Regions from separate parts of the Homo sapiens genome. Here region 2 is linked to region 1. Evidence: chromatin loops called from intact Hi-C (ENCODE). Cell type or tissue: MCF 10A. All regions are shown on one strand. Links, peaks and the distances in the headings refer to the core of each region. The heading gives the core; the rest is flanking DNA.

The links. A loop is a pair of places that touch in the nucleus more often than their neighbours do. Peaks named below come from ENCODE experiments on the same cell type or tissue, not always from the same donor. Only the 100,000 strongest peaks of a DNase experiment are listed, where the experiment ranks them.
Region 2: a loop joins it to region 1, with 2.7 times the contacts of the local background. A loop is called at or near these places in 1 of 110 quality-filtered maps.

The regions. Positions count from the first base shown.
Region 1 is chr1:65,342,200-65,345,123 of GRCh38, forward strand. The region is part of intron 1 of DNAJC6 (DnaJ heat shock protein family (Hsp40) member C6); the gene reads left to right. Among named protein-coding and RNA genes, the nearest start is that of DNAJC6, 34 kb to the left of the region's middle. In MCF 10A, for the core only: no CTCF peak of the experiment used is centred there; DNase peaks (open chromatin) are centred at 1,292 and 2,162.
Region 2 is chr1:65,394,376-65,397,299 of GRCh38, forward strand. DNAJC6 (DnaJ heat shock protein family (Hsp40) member C6) reads left to right here. Exons shown (of 19, transcript NM_001256864.2): 13 at 523-657. Among named protein-coding and RNA genes, the nearest start is that of LEPR, 25 kb to the right of the region's middle. In MCF 10A, for the core only: no CTCF peak of the experiment used is centred there; a DNase peak (open chromatin) is centred at 1,676.

The DNA.
Region 1 (2,924 bases), core at 228-2,727:
GCCTGGCTGTATGACCTAAATTTTTGTGTTGGGTCCTGCTGTGGGCTGAATATTTGTGTCCCCTCCTTTCCCAGATTCGTATGCTGAAACCTAATCCTTAATGTGGTAATATTTGGAGGTAGGGCCTTTGGGAGGTGATTAGGTTGTGATGGCAGAGCCATCGTGAACGAGATTAGTGCCTTTATAAAAGAGGGCCCCAGAGAACTTGCTTGTCTCTTTCACCATGGGAGGATACAGGGAGAAGATGGCCTTCTACGAATAAAGAAGTGGGCCCTCACTAGGTACCAAATCTGCAGGCACCTTGATCTTGGACTTTCTCGTCTCCAGAACTGTGAGGAATACATTTCTGTTCTTAATAAGCCACTCAATTTATAGTACCTTGTTACAGCAGCCCAAATGGTCTAAGACAAGTTCTCACTTTGCTCCTCTGTAAAAAGGGGATAATCAAACTTACCTGGCAACATAATTGTGAAGATTAAGTAAGATAATGGACATAAAGCTTGTAGTCTAGTTCCCAGGGATCAAAGGGTGCTTAATAAGTGATGGCTATTGCTGTTATCATCTTGCTGCACTTCAATGCAATTGAAATTGGTTTAAAAGTGAATAGAAACGGTTGGTTTCTTGATGGATTCAATTCAGTTCAATTAAGTGTCCTTTTTTAGATGGCTTACCCTGGTAAGTGTCATGCTGAATACTTGATACAGATAGAAATTAAGCACTCTCTTCTCGCTAAGCTCTTCTTGTGCATTCTCAATTTTGCGTTGCAGCTTTCAACAAAAGCATCCCCTCACCCTTCCCAGTGATTCTAAATTTCTTTATCTACTCATTTGAAGGTTAGTTTGACTTTCAAGCCTTTTGAGATCTGAGCATCATTCACCTTTGCGGTCTCACCTCTCACCCCTCTCTAATATACCACCCAGTTCTGTGAGGAAACACCATAATATCTTGGCTCTAGTATGTACCATTGCCACTGCCTGATACACATTCCTCTCCATTTCAGAGTCTTCCTCCTTCCTCCTGTGTAGTGGAGACGCAATACTCATCTGTCAGTGTTGGATGAGGATTTATGCATATAATTTTTTTGTCCGAAGAGCAGATGGAACCACACAGACCAGACTGCAGGAAAGAGAAGAGATAAACAGTAGACTACCTTACCTGTGGTTTCACTTTCCAAGGTTTCAGTTATCTGCTGCCAACTGCAGTCTGAAAGTGTTATGAAAATTCCAGAAATAATCCATTACGTTTTAAATTGTGTGCCATTCTGAGTAGTGTGATGAAATCTTGCACCGTCTTGCTTGGTCCTGCCTGGGATATGCATCATCCCTTTGTCCAGTGTTATGTTACTGCATATTAGTCACTTAGTAGTTGTGTAAGTGATGAGATTGACTATCTTGGTTATTGCAGTGCTTGTGTTCAAGTGACCCTTATTTTACTTCATAATGGCCCCAAATCACAAGAGTAGTGATGCCAGCAACTTGGATATGCCAGAGAAAAGCTGCAGGGTGCTCCCTTTAAGTGAAAAGGCAAAAGTTCCTGACTTAATAAAAAAAAAGGAAAAAAAAATATTCCGAGGTTGTATAGATCTATGGTAAGAGTGAATCTTTTATCTGTGAAATTGTGAAGAAGGAAAAAGGGAATTCACGCTAGTTGTGCCATTACATCTCAGACGGCAAATGTTATGGCCACAGTGTGTAAGTGCTGTATTAAGATGGAAAAGGCTTCAGTTTGTGAGTGGAAGACATGAACAGAAACGTGTTCCAATTGATGGCAGTTGGGTTTGGTATTATCTGTGGTTTCAGACATCGACTGCAGGTCTTGGACTGTATCCTCTATGGAAAAGAGGGGACTACTGTACTAGCACCTGCATTGGCCAGATGCTAAGTAGAAACAGAAGCTGCCTTGAACTTAGGGAGGCCCTGGGTGTACAGTGATTTTTCTATGCCATTTGTGGTGCCATTTCTGCAGCCCACCAGGGTGCAGCCTGCAGAAGGAAAGTCACACAGCTCTTTCCTCCCTCCAGGGGTCCTTACAATAATGAATGATGGCAAAGAGTCAAAGATAGGATGATGATAATGCCTACTTTTTATTGAGCACTTCTTGTAGATACATGCACATGTGTGTATTTCATTCTTAACAAGTATTATTGCAAAACTGAGGTTCAGAGAGGTTGCATCACACCCTTGAGCATGAAGAAGACAGGGAGGGTGGCTGTAATAATAGGGACAGTCCTCCAAAGCATGACATCCGACTCTTTTGATGGTTGGGCAGCTAGTGTGCCAGGGAAATAATTATCTGTCTCCTTAGCAACCCCCAATATTTGGCTTAGTTGTCATTGATGCATTTCAGTTATCTTCATGTCGTTAAAGAAATAGGTCTCAGGAAATTTAATCCAGCTAGCAGTGCTATGCCTAGAATTCAATTAACTCCATGATTTGCAATTAATGAGCCCTCATGCCAAGATTGAGGTCATAGCATTAATCTTACTTTTATTTTAGGATTTCCACTGTCATGATTTACAGCGAAATCCAGCCAATCTTGTCAGGATTATTGGAGCATAATTAAGCCAGAAAGGCAGGCAGAACAGCTAGTTAACATGGGATCCAGGGAGGGACCACATACCTTTGCTTGGTAAGCCTACCTCAAGCAGGATGGGGCTACATATGAGGATTTCCATCTAAGGACTGTTTCCCAGATGCCTGATCTGTATACATTTCAAATCCCCATCCAATCTCCAAAGAAAATATTTCCGAGTCCCAGTTGGTGAGCCCTTGTGAGTTATGTTGTTGTTAATTCAATGCTACCACATCCACCTCCACCTCAAGTTGCCATTTACTAAGTTGTAAATGTAACAGACAGTGAGTGGGCTTTTACAGATGATGGATTTAATATCTGTGATGATTCTATGAGGAAGGTATCATAGGCCT
Region 2 (2,924 bases), core at 230-2,729, 52 kb after region 1:
TAAAGACCTGGATTTGAATCCCAGGACTTAACTGTCTGTGTAACATTATTGAAAAATCTTCTCAGTTGTAAAATGGGGATAATAGTTACATATTAGCATTGTTGCAAAGACTAAATTTTGAGCTCTTGTCTTGTGGTGTTGGGCAGTTTTAGTTATTGGAGAATGCCCCTAGTTTAACATAAATTGATATTTTAAATGTACTGAGTATGGTAAGAAGGGATAAGGCTAGATAACAAATAAATCCTGCTCTTAAAACCGAGGTGGGATATATGGCTTAATACGTTTTCAGCTAAGACTTCATTGGCATAATGCTCTCCTAACAACTGCTGGGCAGATTAGCCTTGTGTAGCAGCAATGGTATCGACTGTAGTTCATCCAACAGGTAAGTCCAGACTACTCCTTTGTCCACAAAGATAGGAAATTCTTGGAGTCCACTGTTAGCCCTACAGGAAGTGACAATTCTGTGACATTTAGTGAATGAACTCATGGGACAAATAAATATATTTTCCCATTGTTTTCTAGGTGCCACCTTTGACCCATTTGGAGCACCTTCTAAACCATCAGGTCAGGATTTGCTGGGTTCTTTTCTGAACACATCCAGTGCTTCCAGTGACCCCTTTCTCCAGCCAACAAGAAGTCCTTCGCCCACAGTACATGGTAAGGAAATATTTTATATTGTGTTCAGTGGAACATAGTTTTCTGCAAGATATCAGTAAGTGCTCATATATAAAAGCACCCTGTGGGTGCTTTTTTGATAAAAGCTTCCTCACACATCTCTGTTTTTGAAATTAACAACTCACCTTAACATATCAAAATCTCTGGGCTGTCTTACAGGACAGAAACCTGCTTAACTTTGTTTTGCTCTGCTTTCCTATTTGACTATGGTATCCTTTTTTGCATTAGAGCTACATGGACAGAATCATAAATGACCCTTGATTGTAGGACATATGATTATTTTATGTACCAATAAGAAAGAAAAAAACACTGCCACTATGAAATGATTGGAAGATACTTCTTGGTTAGAGAAATCTTTGAAATGTGGGAAAATATGTCTTAAATAAATAAAATATGTTAGTAGTCCACAAAATTGGTATTCCAAAGAACAAAGTTTGGGATATGATAGCCACTAGTTACGTGTGGCTGTTGATGACTCTACATGTGGCTAGTCTGATTTGAGATACACTCCAAGTATAAAATACATACCAGATTTCAAAACTTAGTACAAAAAGGGCATGTGAAACATCTCATCAATATTTTTATATTGATCATTTATTAACATAATATATTGAACATACTGGGTTAAATAAACTATATTATTAAAAATAATTTCAATAGTGTCTTTTTACTTTTTAAAATGTGACTGCTAGGAAATATAAAATTACATATGTGGCCCAAATTATATTTCTATGTTAGAGACTTAGGTTGTATAGAAAGAGTAATAATAATCACATCCATTTATAAAAGTGTGTCACTTAGGTAACATTGATTAAAACCGGAGGTCTGCAGTGAGGGATAAATAACTTTGAGCCAGAGAGTTGTAGCTCATTCCTGATGTCGAAGTCTATTGAACATTATTGGCCACAACCTAGAAGGTGACGTATTGTTGAAGGCATCCTGAGCTTGCTTGGAGAATGCAGTCCAGTCATCAGTTGACTTTGGGAAACCATGCCAATGCAAAAGGAAGATGACTTTTGCAACACTGGTGAAACTGAAACTTGACTAAAAAAGATTCCAGGAACAACTTTTGTGGTTCATTTCCAACTAGTCTTTAATCTCAAACTATTTGAAGTGCATCCTCAGGACAATATACAAGAAATTCCCCTCTTACCTCTGAGTCATGCTCACTTGAGAGAGTCTCCTGATTGGATGTTGACTACCTGTAGGAGAAAAGATGCAGGAATGTAGAGTAGAGTTGGTTTTCTCACTCATTTAAAATGTTAAGTCATGTCATTGCTCTGCTCAAAATGCCTCCCCATTTTACTCAGCATGAAAACCAAAGTCCTTGAAATGGCCTGTGTAGCCTCTGTATGCTCTAGCATCTCAGTGCCCGTGACCTCATTTCCCATTCTTTCCCACTTTACTCTCTGCATTCCAGCTGTACTGGCCTCTTTGCTGTTGCACTGGCTGTTTCCTCTGCCTCATACTCTTCCCCAGGCATCTGCATGGCTAAGTCCTTCACCTCCTTCAAGTGTTTGCTCAAATGTCACCTTCTCAGTGGAGTCTACTCTGATTCCTCCGTTTCAAATTGCAACTCGTCTCCCTGCCCTACTCTACATTCCCCTTTCTGTTGTGCTTAGTAACTTCCAGTATATGCAGTAATTAACTTATGTGTTACATTTTTTTGTCATCTCTCTCTCTCTATTAGAACATGAATTCCACAAAGGCAGGGAATTTTGTTTTGTTCATTAATGCATCCATAGTGCCTAAAAGAATTACCGGCACATGGTAGCTGCTATCTATCTTTCCAATATTAAATATAAAATGAATTAACTCATTTTTCCCATCAAAGTTTCTTTGATGCACAGTGATAGTGTCATAAGGCTATATGTTTTCCTGATTTTAATACTTTGAAATTATTGTTTTAATAAGAGTACTACCCTTTGTGTCCCATGGACGTGGGTGTTCATACTTGGCAGCTTGGCAGTTTTGGATCCAGTTTTCTGTTTCTGATGAGCTGATTAGAACATGGTGTTTATAACCCAGTTTAGGCCAGTTAGTACTCCTTTGTTTTGTGGTTACATTTCTCATTTTGGTCTGTATTGTACTAGCGAGTGGAAAGAATTTTCTCCTCTCCTTGTTGGGAAAGCAATGATCATTTCACTGTTACTGAATCAACTCCCCGTCTTCACATAGGACAGAATATAGGTGACACTCAGATGTCTGCTTTGGGAGGTCAGACATCCTCAGGGTACTTCCCCCGGGTT